Linked DNA regions of Homo sapiens: region 2 is linked to region 1. A link is a loop called in an ENCODE intact Hi-C map of the cell type or tissue named here. Cell type or tissue: A673. All regions are shown on one strand. Each heading gives the region's core, and the rest is flanking DNA. Links, peaks and the distances in the headings are about the cores only.

What was found. Hi-C counts contacts between places; a loop is a spot of excess contacts. Peaks named below come from ENCODE experiments on the same cell type or tissue, not always from the same donor. Only the 100,000 strongest peaks of a DNase experiment are listed, where the experiment ranks them.
Region 2: it touches region 1 in a loop (9-fold over the local background); 12 of 110 quality-filtered maps call a loop at or near these places.

The regions. Positions count from the first base shown.
Region 1 is chr13:36,976,257-36,986,481 of GRCh38, reverse strand. It overlaps ALG5 (ALG5 dolichyl-phosphate beta-glucosyltransferase), which reads left to right. Exons shown (of 10, transcript NM_013338.5): 6 at 742-855. Among named protein-coding and RNA genes, the nearest start is that of ALG5, 18 kb to the left of the region's middle. In A673, for the core only: a CTCF peak has its summit at 5,110 (motif pointing right); a DNase peak (open chromatin) is centred at 5,141; H3K27ac peaks cover 2,826 bases.
Region 2 is chr13:36,277,348-36,287,572 of GRCh38, reverse strand. It overlaps CCDC169-SOHLH2 (CCDC169-SOHLH2 readthrough), which reads left to right. Exons shown (of 16, transcript NM_001198910.2): 2 at 3,871-3,981. The coding sequence starts at 3,967. CCDC169 (coiled-coil domain containing 169) reads left to right here. Exons shown (of 8, transcript NM_001144981.3): 3 at 3,871-3,981; 4 at 4,064-4,104. Among named protein-coding and RNA genes, the nearest start is that of CCDC169, 15 kb to the left of the region's middle. In A673, for the core only: a CTCF peak has its summit at 4,551 (motif pointing left); a DNase peak (open chromatin) is centred at 4,512; H3K27ac peaks cover 497 bases.

The sequences.
Region 1 (10,225 bases), core at 730-8,729:
TCAAACCATAAATATATTTGCACGTAAGAAATAAGGAATTCACTCAAATACATCAGAGAAATTAAAAGTTGATGTGCAGTTTATTTCTGTATGAAATATGCACTCATGGAGCCATAATTTGCACAAAAGACCAGCCAATTCAGAATTGAATGGCATAATTTTGCTGTTTCAAATACCGCAAATGGCATAACATAACATTTGGATTTATGCATAATTCTTAAAGTTTATTGACACTTTTTATTTCTTTAATTAATTTAGTAAACTTTAGATCCTATAATAAATGATACTAAAGACCTGTGCATTTCACAGCATATCTATATATTAGAATGTTTAATCTGTCTATAAACATGTTCTTTATATGTGGTTCTAAGTAGCCCGTAATTCATTTTAAGCATCATGACACGATAAACATATAATATGTATGATACGTACTGTCCGTTTTTTATTCTTTGTGATGCAGAATATCTTTAATTTGTCCAAACCTATTTTATTATCTTGGTATTTTCCAAGATATTTGTAGTATGACTTCACAAAGTTTTTAAAATAATGAAGATAGGCAATAGGTTCATTTGAGAAGATCTTAATATACAGGTAATTTGTTTTCAGTGAACTCTGGCCTCCTTCAGCCATCTCATACCTCATCTTTCACTCTTAGGTATTTTAAGTAGAACAGACTGAAGTGTCATTGAATTTAACCTGAGTTTTAACCAATTTTCTTTGACTTGAAATTTTAAAATACAGGGTATATTCAGTTCTCGAGGAGAAAAGATCCTTATGGCAGATGCTGATGGAGCCACAAAGTTTCCAGATGTTGAGAAATTAGAAAAGGGGCTAAATGATCTACAGCCTTGGCCTGTGAGTATAAGAATGTAGTTTAAATAACATTCAGTCAAGAATGCAGGAGAGCTAAAGTAAAGTTAAAGGAGAGTTTACCTATCAGTTTAAAAACTGAGTGTTTTTGGTATGAAATCCTTATACAAATGGTACAGCCCCATAGAGGAACTGATCATTTTGTTACAAATATTGTCTGATTTTATGAGATTCACTTGACAATTACTTATTTAATATTGTGACCATTTCTCTCTCTTGGTTTCTGATTGCTTCTACCCAAGTTTTAATATTTATTGTGCATATTCAATTAAGACTTTTATTTAAAAGTATAGCCTGAATTCCAGGTAAAGATGTGAAATGAAGCTGGATCACAGAATCCAGTTTTTGATGAAACAAACAAAATCACAAGCAGCAATCACTCAAAAAGGATTATTTGAAACTTCACACCATAACTTCAAAAAGTGGAGGTTGAGGAAAGAAATAAAATCCTAGTACCATTCCTACCTTTTAAAAGCCATTTAGAGAAATAAGATGAATTTGGCAAACGCTCAGGATCCTGAGCGTTTGCCAAATACTTCCCAATCTGGAAAAAATGAATAAGAGAATGAAAAAGCACCCTTGGACAACATCAAACAATATACCTACCATCACACAATATGTCAAACAATATACCTACCACCACACAATACGTCAGAATTTCAGCAGAAGCAAGAAAACTTGCTGAGGTCTGCCATTTTTCAGGACTGTAAGCTGAATTGGGGACACAGATCCATGTGACTAGATCCTTTCCTGGATGGAGTGTACCTTGTTCAAGACACTCGACAAAATCTCACAAGACCAGGGAACCCAAGTAACCAACAAAGCCACGTAGAGCTCCAGGGGAGGGTCCCTCCTCCCTGCCTTCCCACCGTCTACCCTCAAGTCCAGATATAATACTCAGGCCTTGAAATTCTAGTTTAGAGGGGGAAGAGATACAGGTACATCAAGGAGAATGTTCATTTACTGTAGGAGAGCTGCCCATGTTAATCATGACAAAATAAAAGAAAGAAATGGCAATCACACCAACATATAATTACACAAAAAAGAATTAAAGTTGCATACAAAAGATTTAAGACAGTGTAATCCAAGGAAAAGGACAAAATTACATGCAAGTATTCTGGCTAAAGAAATAAAACAATGAAAATAAGAATTTAGCAACACAGGTCTTCAAAGGTAAGATGACAAAACAACAAAATGGTATTAAAAGAAAAATTACAGGCCAGGTTTACATGCCTGTAATTCCAGCACTGTGGGAGGCCAGGGCAGGAAGATCACTTGAGGCCAGGAGTTTGAGCCCAGCCTGGGCAACATAACAAGACCCCATCTCTGTAAAAATAAGAGAAAAATTAACAGGGTGTGGTGGTGTATGCGTCTAGTCCCAGCTACTTAGGAGGCTGAGGCAGGAGGATCATTTGAGCCCAGCAGTTTGAGGTTATAGTGAGCTGTGATTGCCCCACCGCACTCCAGCCTCAGTGACAAAGCAAGAGCCTGTCTCAAAAAAAAAAAAAAAATTACAGAACTAAGGAAACAAATTGAGACCAAAATAAGATGAATATGTAAAACTATCTATGAATGAAATAGACCTAGTTTAGAACTGAATATTATTACATATTTATTAAGATCCTGTTATAGCAAAAACCAAACCAAACAACACAAAAAGGTAAACATATAAGGCCCCCCCAAATTTAATAATAATTACAGAAAAACTCACTGCATATCCTTCTAGAAATAAATATTTATTTAATTCCACACTTTGTGAAGTATATTTCTCCCCCACCATCATCCATCCCCATCCCTTGTATTTCTAGCTGTTTTTTTTGTTTTTTTCTAGGTGTTTTTTGTTTTTTTAAGATTCTAAGTGAATCAACTAATATAATTCTTAAGAGAATTAGCTGTAAAGATATTCATACCATTGCTCTTCAGACAAGTAGCACTAGCTGCATGTGTCTATTTAAATTTAAATAAAATGAAAATTTAGTTCCTCAGTTTCATTGGCCACATTTAAATTACTTGTTGCTAAAAGCTACCTTTTTTTTTTTTAAAGGAGATAAGGTCTTACTGTGTTGCCCAGGCTGGACTCAAACTCCATCCTCCTGCCTCAGCTTCCTGAATAGCTGGGACTACAGAAGTGAGCCACCATGCCCCGCTTGTTGTATAGCATTTCCATCATCACAAAAAGTTCTCTGGCTTATAACATGATATGAATTTATTGTTGGATATGTTGTAGTTCACTCTTACTAAAAAAGTATTTCATGTCCAACATCTTAGTAAATCATGATAGGCTAAAAGGAAAATCTCATTCATAAAGTTACTTGGTGTGATTTCCTGATTTTCTCCAGAGGACCCCAAGAGAAACTTGATAAATATTTCCCTTGCATTATCTTTCTAGAGGGAGTCACTCAGTGGGAGGGAGGGCATAAGGCATCAGATTTTTAGCAGCTGATTTTGTCATTCAGCAGTAGGGCAAAGATAATTTAAATGATTTTGCTGATGTTAGGGAGTGAACCAAACAATAAAACAAAAATCTGAACTTTATTCTTATAAATCTAGTTCCTTTATACTACTCTGTAAAGAAAAGGAGTTCTGATGCCATATTTTTTCCTTATCATAATCCCATTTACTACACTGTTACTAGAAATGTTAAGTTTTAAAGAATTAAAGCATGTGATTATCATTAAGCTATTAATTCGTAGCCTTGGTTTTACAGCACCTTAAAGTATCCCTAATTATTTAAGTGTCCCAGCTCAATTGAATTAATTTGAATTAAATTTAGTAAGTTTTATTAATATGCATCATGTAATACTCTTTGCAGGAGGTGGAAAGGAGGCAAATAAATGATAGGTGGTTAAAGTTACAAAATTCATAGTTTTTGGATCCACCCAGTGAAAAATATGGTTCTGACAAAGCTTATAAACAGCCAGTCATTGCTCTCAGAAAACTTACATTCTGAAGTTGACATGCATAGAGAAATTAGAAGAAATCTTCTTACTTATGTAATTCAGGTGTTAGAGAACTTTTTCTGTAAAGGACCATATAGTAAATATTTCAGCTTTAAAGCCAGTCAGCCTCTGTGGCAGCTGCTCAACGCTCTATTGTAGCATGAAAGTAGACATAGATAAAATACATCCTTTATTTACACAAATAAGCAGCAGATCAGATTTGGGCTACAGGCTATAGTTTGCTGACTCTTAAATCTAATTTAATCATTTATCCAATATTGGAAAGTTTTTACAACTACCTAGTGATCTTTCAGCCTCTACTGCATAGCTCTAGTGATGCTTAAGCAGCTCATTCTGTCTCAGCTCAGCTGTGAAGTTCCTCTAGACACCAAATGCAAATATGTCTCCTTTTAATCACCCCCTTCCATTGTTTCTGTCTTCTGTAGCTACACAAAATTATCTACTCCACTTCTTTGTGACAGCCCTTCAGAGAGTCAAAGCTGTTTTCCATGTGTATTCTCTGTTTTAGGCTGTCAGTTCTTACGGTTTTTGTTGTTGTTGTTTGTTTGTTTGTTTGTTTTTGAGACAGAGTCTCGCTTTGTCATCCAGGCTGGAGTGCAGTGGCGCAATCTCAGCTTACTGCAAGCTCCGCCTCCCGGGTTCACACCATTCTCCTGCCTCAGCCTCCCCAGTAGCTGGGACTACAGGCGCCTGCCACCATGCCCGGCTAATTTTTTTTTGTATTTTTAGTAGAGACAGGGTTTCACCGTGTTAGCCAGGATGGTCTCTATCTCCTGACTTCGTGATCCACCAGCCACGGCCTCCCAAAAGTGCTGGGATTACAGGCATGAACCACTGCGCCTGGCCCAGTTCTTACAGTTTTTAAACATAGCATATTTTTTTCTTATAATTTTCCACTGAAGATGTGTCTGTTCGTGTGGATTTGGTTTCCACATTACATTGTTACTTCGTACAGGTATTGCCAACTCTTTTTCCTGTTCATTGCCTTTGAACTTTGTCTCTCCATCTCTATACTGGTGTGGATTTCTTTCTGTGTTCTTTTGCTTTGTTTTCAGGAATGGAATTGTGGCTAGTTATCTCAACTTCAACTTGTTAGATTTCTGTGTCTAAAAGTGTAGGTTCTTGTTCTATCTTAGGGCAATAGCTGTTTTCTCAATTCATTTAAGCCACAAATTTGATAAGCATGCCTTGCATGTATTTCCCTAAGCCCTAATAAAAATAGCGACTGAAATAGTTCAGAAAATAATGAAACAGGAACGTGGGTTTTGTAGTCAAGTCCTATAATTACGTGACTGTCTCACTAGATGGCAGTCATTAGCTTAAATATCTTTTACAATATTGCTTTGACCATTTAAGTCATTTCTTTAGTACGTTTTACAGTGGTTTCTAATGTCTTCTTTCTTAGCTGATTTTTTTTTAATGACTACAAAAAGAAATTTATTACTACTTGCTTGTATTTCCTCTTAGAGTAACCAGGTTACATGTTCTGGTTCTGATGATTCTTATACAAAGTCATCTTACAAAAGTTGCCTACAATTTCTTTTCTGATAATAAGTGCTCCTGTAAGGTTTTAAACTACATGTATATAATTTAAGTAGAGCTTTGTATAATACATACAAATAAAATAGGGCATTTACATTTTCATACTAAAAATTTTATTTTATTTTATTTTATTTTTGAGACAGGGTCTCCCTGTGTCACCTGGGTTGGAGTGCAGTGGCTCAATCTCAGCTCACTGCAACCTCTGCCTCTTGGGCTTAAGCGATTCTCGTGCCTCAGCCTCCCGAGTAGCTGGAATTACAGGCACGCACCACCACGCCAGGCTATTTTTTGTGTTTTTTGGTAGAGATGGGGTTTCACTGTGTTGGCCAGGCTGGTCTCAAACTCCTGGCCTCAAGTGATCTGCCTGCCTCGGCCTCCCAAATTGTGGGGATTAGGAGCATGGGCCACCACGCTCAGCCAAAACTTTCATTTATATTTTACTTGTATTTTCTTTTCCCACATCTTTGTTTTTTAATATGCAAAGCTTTCCTCTCAGATTTTCAGTTTCCTAACTGGTAGTTAGTCTACCTCTTTTTAAAAATATGCTTGTTTTTTAGTAATTTTTCTAAGCAAAGTATATGCTGGCCAGGCACAGTGGCTCACATCTGTAATCCCAGCGCTTTGAGAGGCCATGGTGGGAGGATCGTTTGAGGCCAGGAGTATGAGACCAGCCTGGCCAACATAGCGAAATCCCGTCTCTACTAAAAATTAGCCAGGTGTCGTAGCGCACACCTGTAAGCCCAGCTACTCGGGAAGCTGAGGCATGAGAATCACTAGAACCTGGGAGGCAGAGGTTGCAGTGAGTCGGGACTGCGCCACTGCACTCCACCTTGGTCAACAGAGAGAGACTCTGTCTCAAAAAATAATAAAAAATTTTTTCAAAAAATAATCCCAAAGTATATGATGATCACTTGTTCAGTTGCTTAACTTTTCTAAATAGAATCAAAAATCCCTAACAGGCAAAATAAATGCTAAAAAGTGTGTATTTCATGATCATAGAGTCATTTCTCAGGCTGTGACTTAGGTTTTAAATTATTTTATTTATTTTTTATTATTATTTTTTGAGACAAGGTCTCATTCTGTCACCCAGCCTGGAGTGCAGTGATGCGATCTTGGCTCACTGCAACCTCTGCTTCCAGGGTTCAAGCAAATCTCATGTGTCAACCTCCCGAGTAGCTGAGAGTGCATGTGCAAACCACCATGCCTGGTTAATTGTTTGGTATTTTTAGCAGATGAGGTTTCACCATGTTGCCGAGGCTGGTCTTGAACTCCTGACCTCAAGCAGTCAGCCCTCCTTGGCCCCCAAAGTGCTGGGATTACAGGCTGAGTCACCACGCCTGGCCCTTAAATTCTGATTTAGACATAGCTCTAACAAGCTGAGTTTTTAGTTTTTTAAGCCCACAGATGACTAGAATTAATGGATATGAAAAAGATACGGAGAAAAATTACATTAAGAAGAACCATAGGAAGCAGATCTTAACTACACGCACAACTCAGTCTGGAGTGCTGGGTTGCTTACTAATGACCCTGAATGCTCTTCTATCTCTAATATAGTAATCCTTGGCCAGTTCTAGTTTTGTATACCAATGATTCATATCTGCGTGCATGGTTTGGTTCCTTAAAAGAATGTGACAGTTAGTCCTTCTCCCTTTTTTTGTGGACCATGTGAGCAAGTCTAAGAAGCTGGTATGTTTGTTTCACCCTCTCAATATATGGGTAGAAAAGCAGGCTTCCAAAAGAGAACTCAACCTCCAAAGTCATTTGTTTTAGACACCATAACTCTGAGGTAGTGATTAAAATGAGGAAATGTGGCCGGGCACAGTGGCTCATCCCTGTAATACCAGCACTTTGGGAACCTGAGGACAGGCGTTTGAGACCAGCCTGGCCAACATGGTAAAACCCCATCTCTACTAAAAATACAAAAACTTAGCCATGCATGGTGGCACACACCTGTAGTCCCAGCTACTCAGGAGGCCGAAGCAGGAGAATAACTTGAGCCCAAGAGGTGGAGGTTGCAGCGAGCCAAGATCGTGCCACTGCACTCCAGCCTGAGCTACAGAGCAAGACTCCATAATTAATAAATAAATAAGGAAATGTATGTCAGGTGTTTAGCATGTGTTCAGCACTCAACCAGTACCTGTAATTATTAACATTCATCTTTTTTTCTTTTTTTTTCCTTTTTTTTTTTTTAATTGAGACCAAATCTCACTCTGTCACCCAGGCTGGAGTGCAGTGGCACAATCTCAGCTCACTGCAGCCTCTGCCTCCTGGGTTCAAGTGATTCTCCTGCCTCAGCCTCCCAAACAGCTGGGATTACAGGCATCCACCACCAGGCCCGGCTAACTTTTTTTGTATTTTTAGTAGAGGTGGGGTCTCACCATGGTGGCCAGGGCTGGTCTTGAACTCCTGACCTCAAGTGATCCTCTCACCTGGGCCTCCCAAAATGCTGGGATTACAGGCGTGAGCCACCACGCCCGGCTAACATTCATCTTTGTGCTTGATATTTTTTCATCAGATCCAATTCTGTTACTGTTTATGATTGTTAATATAAATTAGCTATATCTCTATCTATTCCTTTTCTCCAGTAAATTGTGTGAAAATATTTAACTTAAAAAGTACTGAGGACCGGGCACAGTGGCTCACGCCTGTAATCCCAGCATTTCAGGAGACTGAGGCATGCGGATCACCCGAGGTCAGGAGTTTGAGACCAGCCTGGCCAACGTGGCAGAACCCCATCTCTACTGAAAATATAAAAATTAGCTGGGTGTGGTGGCACGTGCCCATAATCCCAGCTACTTGGGAGCTGAGATAGGAGAATCTCTTGAAGCCAGAAGGCGGAGGTTGCAGTGAGCTGAGATTGTGCCACTGCACTCCAGCCTGGGTGACGGAGTGAGATTCCGTCTCAAAAAAAAAAAAAAAACAAAGGTGGGGCGCAGTGACTCATGCCTATAATCCCAGCACTTTGGGAGGCCGAGGCGGGTGGATCATGAGGTCAGGAGATGGAGACCATCCTGGCTAACATGGTGAAACCCCGTCTCTACTAAAAATACAAAAAATTAGCCGGGCATGGTGCCACGTGCCTGTAATCGCAGCTACTCGGGAGGCTGAGGCAAGAGAATCGCTTGAACCCAGGAAGTGGTTGTTGCAATGAGCCGAGATCTTGCCACTGTACTCCAGCCTGGGCAACAGAGTGAGATTCCATTAAAAAAAAAAAAAAATACTGAGAAAGATTTTGATTGATTTAGCATTTCTTGCTAGAAGATAATATATACTTTACTTCTTACCACCGTTTTTGTTTTTTTTTTTTTTTTTTTTTTTTGGAGACAGTCTCACTCTGTCGCCCAGGCTAGAGTGCAGTAGCATGATCTCAGCTCACTGCAACCTACACTTCCCGAGTTCAAGCAATTCTCATGCCTTAGCCTCCCAAGTAGCTGGGAATACAGGTGTGTGCCACCATGCCTGGCTGATTTTTGTATTTTTAGTAGAGACGGGGTTTCACCATGTTGGCCAGGCTGGTCTTGAACTCATGGCCTCAAGCGATTCCCCTGCCTCAGCCTCCCAAAGTGCTGGGAGTATAGGCATGAGCCACTGCACCTATTTTTTTGTTTTTTTAAATGAGTTGGGATCTCCTTCTGTTGCCCAGGCTGGGGTGCAATGGTGCCATCATGACTCAGCCACAATCCTCTTACCTCAGCCTCCCTAGTGGCTAGGACTACAGGCACATGCCACCACACCTGCCTCACTTATTAAAAGCCAACTGTCATAGTAACTTAAATACTCATTTTAAAAAACCATGGGAAATTCAGTTATACTCCAAAAGAGGTTTAAAAGAAAGAGACTCCATGTCTACAGACATTTTCTAACATGGGCAGTTTTTAAAACAAAGATATCTTTCATTTCTGAAGAACAGCTAACTTTTTGAAAAAATGTTTAGATTAATTCTACCTGATAGTGAGATTGGTATCAGGGATTCAGCTCTTACATCAGAATTCTTCAGATACACAAAACTCTTAAAAGCTCTTGGGGACTTATGCTGAGATAAAAACGAGATTTGTAAAAGAAAGTTTTTTGGATTTTGATTTGTTTTTAGTTAAATTACATGGTATTTTAACTCTACTCATGAATCTTTGAAATGGAGAAGTATGTTCTTTTTTATGTATTACTCAATAGTGTTGTTGCTCTTTTCAAGTTTAAAGTTAAAACTGATTTGCCATATGCTATTTGAACTTTTAACATGCTTCCTCTCTAAGAAAATCATTCTCTCCCTTTCTGCACAAAGTACCTCTACCAGAAAAACAAGGGAATAAATTATTTTACTACTAAATAGTAGGCAAAGTATATAACACAATTTTTTTTTTTCCTGAGACAGAGTCTCGGTCTGTTGCCCAGGCTGGAGTGCAGTGGTGCGATCTCGGCTCACCGCAACCTCTGCCTCCCAGGTTCAAGCGATTCTCCTGCCTCAGCCTCCCAAGTAGCTGGGACTACAGGCGCTTGCAACCACAGCCGGCTAATTTATGTATTTTTAGTAGAAATGAGGTTTTGCCATGTTGGCCAGGCTAGTCTTGAACTCCTGACCTCAGGAGATCTGCCTGCCTTGGCCTCCCAAAGTGCTGGGATTATAGCCATGAACCACCGTGCCCAGCTAAGAAAATTCTTTTCTTTTTTTTTTTTTTTTTTTTTTTTTGAGACAGAGTCTTGCTCTGTCACTGAAGATGGAGTGCAATGGCGCAATCTTGTCTCACTGCAACCTCCACCTCCCAGATTCAAGCAGTTTCCTGCCTCAGCCTCCTGAGTAGCTGGGATTACAGGCATGCACCACCACTCCTGGCTAGTTTTTGTATTTTTAGTAGAAA
Region 2 (10,225 bases), core at 1,366-9,365, 700 kb after region 1:
TAATACATGAATATTACATAAATATATCTAAACATGTATACATACATGCACAAAGAAATAACCAATAGCTTTTACCTTGGAACTCCAGCCATGAGACAGCATTACAAACTCACAGACCTACAAAAGATAGCTGGCTTCAAGTTCTTTTTCTGACAAAATTGGAACCTGTTCATATGGCCAAACTTCATTTGCCCTAATAGGTAATCCAAGGAAATTTGTGAACCAAAATTTTGGGTAAAGGAGTCTCTATGGCAGTTTTTTTAAACCGCTTTTACCCTTGTTATTTTTTATTTTCAGTTTCAAACAACTTTCCAGTGTTTACATTCTAGTTAGATCATAAATGAGTCCTAGCACCAGCAGCTTAGTAACAGCAGATTTAAAGCAGGCAGAAAAGAGGGGAAGAGGGAAGATAGCTTTAGAAGACTCTACTTAACTCTATAGCTTCAGGTTAACTATTTGAGCTCTAAATTTTTCTTGCTGTAATTTGCCCGTCAGTTTAAAATGTACACAAAAATGCACCATATGTAATCAGCTGCAGTCCCAAAGAGGATGACAAAATCAGGGGCCAGGATGTTGAAAATTGTTTTTTCTCTTCAGTACTGGTTTCCTGGTTTGAACAGGAAAAGAGAAAAAGAAAGGAGTGGAGAGGAGAAAGGAGGTCAGGTTTTATGGGCAGGAAGAGGAAAGAGAAAAGAAGGAAGGGAGGTTTATGAGCCTTCCAGCCACTGCACAGTACCCCTACCTCTCTTGTTTATCTCCTCTTAGGGAGAGCCTCAGCACCCTAGAACTGAAGGGTGTGGGATGAATCCCTCCCATTTCCTCAAGTCACCAGTCAAGGTAAACTGTTTCCAGCCAGAGGGAGCGAAGGGTGGTTTTGGCTGAGAAGAGTAGGGCTGTAGATGGCTTCTGAGATAATCAGGATGATGAAGTTGGAAAAAAGGGGAAAGAGAGAGAGAAAGAGAGACAAAGAGATCAGGGTGCACAAAGATCTCACACACGGACAAACAGGTGGTGTGCATCCAAACAAATCCCTGGTTAAGGGGCTGTGTAGACTCCGAAATCCCTCATTTCAGTTTCAAATGGCTCCCCCAGGCAACTGAGTCAGAACTGAGCAAAGGCCCAAGGGTGCAGCAAATACAAACAAAACCAATGCATAAAATGCTCATATAGTTTCACTGGCAGCCAAGTCTAAATAAAGCAGAGCCCCAGCGACACCCCAAAAGAGGCAGAAGGTGGTTGGGTACACTCTGACTAATGCACCTAGTTCCATAGTTTCTCAGCTTCTCCAGAGGTCACTTTCTTTGCACCAGTGAAGCATTGAAGGTAGCAGACACCATAGCAGGAAGAAAAGAGAGGATCCCTAAGACAAAAGAGTCTTGGCAGCTGCTGGGAAATTCCCTAATATCCTAGCCATGGGTCAGCTAGCCATCAGCAACTAGTATTCACAGGTGGCCCTATGCCCCATCTGATAGAAACCAGACTGGCAGGCTCAGGCCCTGGAGCATACAGCACTCACCATACGGGACACTAAAATTGTAACCAGCAATTGTAAGTGCTGATTGCATAGTTCAATTAACAAAAGCGAGGTCCAGTAGAGAGAAAGTGACTTCATTGACCAAAACTAATAATGGACAAGTGGCCAGATTCCCATCCAAAATAACCATGTCCAATTTCTAGGGAAAAGGCAGGGGGCTTTCAAAGGGAAACTTAATATGGGAGGCATGCAGGAGTTGTGCTGGTTACAAGGTCTGTGTGTCTTGTTTTGGTGTCTATCTTGGGTCTTTTGTGTTGTCCCATGTTGATGTTGGGGTTAATAAAGCCACTTTATGCCAGACCTTGCTCTTATTAATTGGACTCTGTAAGTGGCAAGCAGCCGGATTCCATTTGGTTACGACTGTATACTAATAGGTCGGTCTATCTATCTATGTATCTATGTATCTATGTATCTATGTATCTATCTATCTATCTATCTATCTATCTATCTATCTTATTTTATTTTTTTGAGAAAAATTTTTATTTTTTTGAGATGCAGACTAGCTATGTCACCCAGGTTAGAGTGCAGTGGCACAATCTCAGCTCACTGCAACCTCTGCCTCCCGGGTTCAAGCAATTCTTCTGCCTCAGCCTCCTGAGTAGCTGGGATTACAGGCACCTGCCACCATGCCTGGCTAATTTTTGTATTCTTTAGTAGAGACGGGGTTTCACCACATTGGCCAGGCTAGTCTTGAACTCCTGACCTCAAGTGATCCACCAGCCTCAGCCTCCCAAAATGGTGGGATTACAGGTGTGAGCCACCGTGCCTGGCTGGCTTGTCTATATTTGATAATTAAATTTGATGATTGACTTAAAAGTCAATAATATTTTTAAATAAAATGGTGTCAAAATTTATAAACTGTACTCAGATGTGCCAAAAATAAATTGCATTTTTAATTTTTTGGTAACCATTCTCATCTTGCTCTGAAGAATCCGTTACCATGTTAGGAAAGGGGATACCATGACAAAGGGAGACTTTAGGTAGCAAGTTATAAAGATGATTCCATACAGTTGAGCTCTACTGTATCTTTTGGGTAAATGTTTAGTCTTTCAGGGCTTCTCCTTTCTTCTTGTACCTTTCCAAAGCTTTTGGGTTAATGACTTTCAGTTTCAGTATGGGAGGGGGTTCCATCCCCTTTGGTAGACCGCATTTGCATAGAGATGAGGGTGTAAGGGAGACCTGTGTCAGGGCTGAGGAGGTTGGTAGTGGTATGTGCTAATACTCTTTCTCCTTAACTCTTCCACTAACTGTTATGTAGCAGCAGTTATTTCAGACCTGTGAAGAGCATTTAAAGTTGAAAAAGAAGCCATCTTTTTGCCCTCTACAAAGCCTGACTTTAAAGACTCGAAAAAGTTAGCTTTGGGCTTTGAATCTGAACAAAGACCTTTTAATTTTAGGCTGTATTCTTCTTTTTCCCCAGACATAAGGAAAATGCTTTGACTTTAATAGCTAAAAGGGTTTAGTGAAAGAAAACTGCTTAAGGTTAAGAGAAAATGCCTGAGAAGATAGCTAAATGTACATTGTTCCTTCAGCTTAGGAGTTAAGAGGATATGATTTCAAAGGCAGATAAAACTGGATTAAAAACCCGGTTCCCTTATTTATTAGCTCTGTCATCTTAAGAATGTTATTTGACATTGACATCTTTGAGCCTTGGTTTCCTCATCTTTGTAAAATAGGTGACTACATTTCTAAAATGAGGATTAAATTACTTAATGTATGTGAAGCATTGTGTGCTTTACACACGGCAGACACGTAAGTGATAGTTATTCAGCAGACTTCAGAATTGCTTTCAAAGGAAAAAAAATGAACATGACATTGGATAGGTTAGTAATGTTTAGGATATTTTATATACACATAAACATATATAAAATGTATAAATATATAAATATGTATTTCAAGTTTCCTTGGAACTTGAAATATATATATTTATGGATATGTATATGAAATATCATATATGAAATATATGGATATTATATATATGGGTATTTCAAGTTCCAAGGAAAGAAACATGTCCTGATATTCCCTCTAATTGAATTCATTGTAAGGATGCACAAGAAGTAAAAGAAAAAAGCAGGTGGGAAGTAGGGAAGAAGAGGAATTGCAGTAGTTGTGATAAGGTTTGGCTGTTTGGTAGCCTGAGTGTGAGTCTAATTCTTGCAGTCTGGAAAATCTTACTAACAGAAATACAGACTTAATAACTATTTCCTTCTAGTTGATCTGTATTGCCAATAAAGTCAAATATAGTAATAGAGTAAGATCAAGCTCATAATGTTATTTTAATGAATAAATGAGAGGTGGTGGGGTGATCTTGATTGTTTCTCCCTGTTTTTACTCAGGTAGTGAATGGAAAACCCGTTATGAGACACAACTTGAATTAAATGATGAACTAGAAAAGCAAATTGTTTATCTCAAGGAGAAAGTGGAAAAAATCCATGGAAACTCTTCAGGTACAAAACCAATCATATGTACATTTTATAATTTGAGTTAAAACTGATAAAACATTAAGTGCTCATATTTGATTTATTGTAGATAGACTATCTTCTATTCGTGTCTATGAACGAATGCCAGTGGTGAGTAGAAATGTGATTAAACACAAAGAATAATTGAAGGAAATTATGTCTATTTTTTCCAGACGTATTTCAAAGAGAAGTTTGAAGACTAGCGCAAGGTCCAAATAAACTGTTTTGTTCAAGGGATCTGTTTGAAGGACAACAAATAATTTTTGAGTAGCTATAGGTGGAGCACTAAGTTGCCAGCTATATTCACAGGTGTCCTGAAGAGCAGAGCATGTATAGATATTGCTTTTTGAATCACCGCCAACCTTCAGAGAAAGATATAGACAAATACTGTGTTTTTGCTAATAATGAATTGAGGAGAAATAAGTCCTTTTGCACGCTTGTTACTTTCAACCCAGACATGCCTTTATTTCCATATCTTGGAAAGTCAGGAATTTTTCTAACTCGAAAAATTGTTTTCCCATGTGCTGTCATAGAGTTATATCGCCCTCTTGTGGCATTTAGAAATAGTTGCTAGGGCTATGTTAAGCTTAGTGCCTTTTCTTAATTGCAGGTAGAATTTTATTACTACCTACTGGATATAAAATATTCTGTCTACCTGCTTCTTGATAACTGAGGCTCAGTCCTAGCTCAACAGAGTGGGTATCACCACCCTTGTGGAGAGTAGCAACAAGTGCTGGTATGACTTAGTAAAATACCTTAGGGCATATCTAAGGAGCGTTTAATTGGTTTTCTAACTACTACCTGAGACTCTGGAACATATTCATGTTGGAAAAAATACATTTATTTTCCTTGATGTATTTGTGTTATTTTTGAAGAAAATGTGGTTCTCTAAGAGATTTAATAATTTAGATCCAGAGACAGAGAATTATATTTCTCCACAGTAAAGGACTGAAGAAATATTAGCACAACGAAGAGTGGGACCACAGACCAAGCAGAAAGGAAAGAGAATGAAAGTTCAGTATAAACAGAACTGGTCCTCTCTATTCTCTGGACAGGTGCTTTCATGAGTGTTTGGTACTCATGAATCCAAGAGGGGTGTGTCTGAGCAGCAGAGATTAGAAATCTAATCAAGGAGTCAGCGATAGAAGTGTCCAATTACTAAGCAAAAAGCATTGGGATCCAACAATCCTATATCCAGTCAAGAGACCCTCTTAGCTAAGGACAAAACTAAGTCTTATTCTTTGATATAAAGAATAATATTTGTGAAATTCAGACATATAATTGTGTAATGCAGACATATTTTTGGCTTCCTGTTAAATTGACAATTAGGGAAAAGGGCTTAAATTAGTTGCTTTTGTGGGATAGAGTATGAATTCAAATACCATCTGTAAATTTCCCGATTCTTTATCCTTGTTGTGGATTGTTTAGTGTTTAGGAGTAATCTGTACAGACATACTTATGAAATTGATGTGTTAGTTTGAATACTAATTTTGAATAATTTCAAACTACAGATTTGCTTATGAGTAGCAAAAGGATGGGCACTCGTTGTTGACTAGTATATGTGTAATATTTTATATGTTATTTGACAAAAATGTATAAAATGTTATCTTTAAACTATATCATTAAAGTGGACTTCATTTTAATATAATTTTATCTCTCTTTTATTGTGGTAAATATACATAACTTAAAATTTACCATTCAGCATTTCTTTTTTTTTTGAGGGAGGGTCTCACTCTGTCACCCAGGCTGGAGTGTAGTGGTTCAATCTTGGCTCACTACAGCCTTTGCCTGCTGAGCTCAAGCAGTCCTCTCACCTCAGCCTCCTGAATAGCTGGGACTACAGGCTCATGCCACCATGCCTGGCTAATTATTGTATTTTTAGTAGAGACGAGGTTTCACCGTGTGTCCCAGGCTGGTCTCGAACTCCTGAGCTCAAGCAATCCACCTGCCTCGCCTCCCAAAGTGCTGGGATGACAGGTATAAGTCACCACACCCCGCCTGTTTCAGCCATTTTGAAATGTAAAGTTCAGTGTGATTTTAATATTTTAGAAAAAATTATTCACATAAGTGAGAGTGAAGCTTTAGTCTTTGTTCTGATAATAGGTTGGTGCCTCCAACTTTTTTTTTTCTTGAGGTTCACTTTTCTCCTCTGAAGGTAAGATACGTTATATTATCTTCTAAGTGTCTTTCAGTGGGGTAATTTATTAAAATTTTATTTTAGCATGATGTATCAAGGGTTGCATTTGGCAGAATGTAAGAGAAAGGTTTAAACAAGTAAAGTTTTTTTTTTCTCTTTTCTTTTTTTTCCTCATGTGACAGAAAGTATGAGGTTTGCAGTCCAGGGGTGGTGCAGTGGCTGTATAATGCCTTCAGGAATCCAGGCTTCCCCTAAGTTTCTACTCTGCCATCCATTTGTGAGTGGCTTTTGTCCTCGTGTTTAAAGATGGCTGCTTCGCCTTCTCAGCTGCTTCACGTTATCATTCAAAAAAAGACATAGGTGAAGGAGAAATGGTAAAGGTGAAAGCCGGTCACGTCTACTCCCCTTCAAAGAGCTTTCTAAGATGCTGCACCCAGTAATTCCCCTTGACATTTCATTGGGAGTTAGAACTGTATCATATGGGCACCTTCGTGTGCATGACAGGCTAGGAAATATAGTGTTTTACTGAATATACAGGAAGAAGAGAAGAGTGGATTGTGAGCGTACAGTTGGCTGTATCTGCCACACACAAAGTCATTTAAAGTGAAGGCATTTCATTTTATGTATTCATTCAATTCATTCATACATATTCGTTCAACATGTATTCAGCTGATATTATTTGGAAAATAAAAGGTATAGAAAAAGAATATCATAAAATCAAACATATCCACTGTAGACAGTTCTGTTTTTAGTAATTTTTGTATGCATACATATTGATTAAAAAGAACAACCAAATAAATAAGTCAGCCAACAAACAAAGTGAAAAAGGATTACAGCTAGTTTTTATTGTTGTTTAAAATATAATTATAACCTTACCGCATGGACAGTTTTGAATCCTATGCTAATTGGGGTAATTAAGTCAATTATTTCATATGTTATGTTCTCTTCATGTGCATTTTTCAATGATATATTATGTTCCATTGTGTTGGAATGTGAATGTTCAATTACTTTTCCCTATAACTGGGTATTTTAGGTTGTTTCTGGTTTTAATTTTGAGTTGAAACCCACAGAGTGTATTATGGCAAACAACTCCATATTCTAGTATTTATAAATCTTCAGATCTTTGTCCCTTTTTGACTTTAAATGTTTTAATGAAAACAATTTATAGAGTTGAGATCCCTTTTATTCTCCTCCCTGTCTTCTTTTTGTTTCCTTTTTATAGGCAAGGACTACCATGAATTTGGTATATATTATTTCAGTTTATTTTTAATATCTCTCTACATGTTGTATGTATAAAAATGCATATAAAAAGTATCATACTGTGCATATCATTCTTTTACTCATTATTTAATTCCATTCATGTTAATAAAGATCTAGTAAATTTTATCAGTTGTATAGTATTTCATTATATGTGTATATCCTTAGTATATTTACGTACATCATGAATTACGTAAATTAGCCTATTTACGTACATCATGAATTTTTCAAAATCTCACTATGACAAGCATTGCCACAGTGAATATCTTTATATGTGTCTTTCAGTGCAAAGTGTTCCTCTAGGCTTAGCAAACTTTTCTGTAGATGGATAAATAGTAAATATTTTCAGCATTGCAGTTGTATGATCTCTGATCTTTGTTGTAGCTATTCAACCCTGCTGCTGTAGTATAAAGGGAGCCATAGACAACACCTAATTGGTGGGCTGTATTCTAAAAAATCTTGGTTTACAAAAACAGGCAGAAGCTGAATTTGATCTTTAGGTTATAGTTTGCCAGCCTCTGCTTTAAGGCAGTGATCCATAAACTTTGGTAGGTTATGGAATCACCTAGGGCACTTCATAAAAATACAAAGGCCAAGTCCTGTCCTTCAACCTACTTGCCACCTCTATATTTTTATTAACTCTTCAGGTAATTCTAATAAAAAAGTTTGAGAACCACTGCTTCAAGTATACATGTTCTTAGAAGTGGAATTTTAAAATCATAAGATAGGTAGATTTTCAAATTATTATAAAGTATTTCTGGGTCAGTCTGTCTAAAGACACCCCAGCTCTACAGTTAGTTCAGTATGTCTGGAATAAATAAGAGGGATGATGAGCGATGAAGCTGGAAATAATATGCAGGGGCTAAATAATAAAGGGTTTGGTATTCATGGTAGGGAGTGTGAATTTTTTTTGTATATGATAAGAAGCTATTGAAATATTTTATATAGAGGTTGAAAGATCCTCCCACCCCCACCCCAACCACCATGAAGAAAGGATTCCTCAGGGTGGGTTAGAATTGAATCAGAGAAACCAGCTAGGATGCTTTTGTCGTAGTCTAGGTAAGGGAAGGTGGGTTTTTTTTTAGCTTGGGCAGTATTATATGGGGATGGAGCAGAGGAGACAGATTAAAGATCTATTTAGGAATGAGGATTTCATGAATACTTAGATATTGGGTAAGACTGCAAGAGAATTTAATGACAATTGAGAGTTTTGGCTTGAATAACTTCATGGATTACAATGAACAGGATAATAGAAATTGAAATTAGGATGTTAGGAAATGGTAAGTTTAGTTTTGTTTGTGTGTATTACACAGGTGATAGTGGTTTGGAAGCAACTGAAAATAGTTTTGGATTATGGAAAGTTGCTTCTCTGAAAACAGAGATCACCAAGTCATAAGTGTCACATGCAGTCATGAAACTACAAGGGATTGCTCAGGAAAAATATGCAGTCTGAAAAATAGAATTGAGGTTGAAACCCTGGGGAATGCTGACATTTAAAGTGTTAGGAGGCAATTTAGGGAATATTATTGAGAAGGAAAAATATTGAGAAAGGATGGGGGGACAACTGGAAGAATGGTATCACAGAAGTCAAGAAGGGGAAGGCTTTATGAATGTTCAGGAAAAGAATGTTCTAGAAAATTCTGCTGTAGGAGAGGATAAAACACGTTGTCCAGAGTTCAGGCAAATTATTCAAAAGCGAAGAAAGAAGTGCCAATTAGAGGCTAGGACATAGGAGAAAATGTGATGTGGTGTGTAGTGGAAGAGTAGGGGTGAGAAAATGTACTGAGTATAACCTATTTTCCCTCGAAACGTAGGTTTTGGAATCAGACCATCATGGCTCAAATTCAGACTATGGGACACTGAGGAAGTTATTTCATCTCTCTGAGGCTTAATTTCCTCATCTGTGAAATTGAGTTAATTAAACTCTCATGCAGGGTTACTGTGAAGATTATTAGAGATAGATAAAACAAATAACATAGTGCCTGACATAGTAAGCTCTGTTAGTTCCTGTTCTGTTTTCCCTTGATAAAGGAAAAGTACTATTTTATTAAAACAAGTCTGTTGTGAAATTAACCCCAATCAACTTGGAAGGGATAAGCATAAGGCCCAAAGATGTGCAATCTGTTTTCACTTATTAAGCTGTGCTGTTATATAAGTTGTGAATCTTCTGAATCTTTTGGTACCTTCTCAAAACTATAATAGAATTCATTAGATATTTAACATCTTTTTTTTTTTTTTTTTGAGACGGAGTCTTGCTCTGTTGCCCAGGCTGGAGTGCAATGGCACGATCTCGGGTCACTGCAACGTCAGCTTCCCGGGTTCAAGCGATTCTCCTGCCTCAGCCTCCCGAGTAGCTGGGATTACAGGTGCCTGCCACCACGCTCAGCCAATTTTTGTATTTTTAGTGGAGATGGGGTTTTGCCATGTTGGCCAGGCTGAACTCCTGACCTCAGGTGATCCGCCTGCCTCAGCCTCCCATTACAGGCGTGAGCCACCTCACCCAGCTGATATTTAACCCTCTTAATAAAAAGTGCAGAACCTTTACTTCCCTTGAGCTAGTTGGGTGTACATTTTCTAGTCTCTAACATGTGCATTCACCAAAACGGGACTTAGTGCCTACCTGAAATTCCTTCCAAGAATTTCCAGGTATGTTCAGCAAAGACCTGTAGCCATATTAATATATATTAAAGGTATATTCTTTTTTAATTTTAATGTTTAAGTTCTGGGGTACATGTGCAGGATGTGCAGGTTTGTTACATAGGTAAACATGTGCCATGGTGGTTTGCTGCACCTATCAACCCATCACCTAGGTATTAAGTCCAGCATGCATTAGCTATT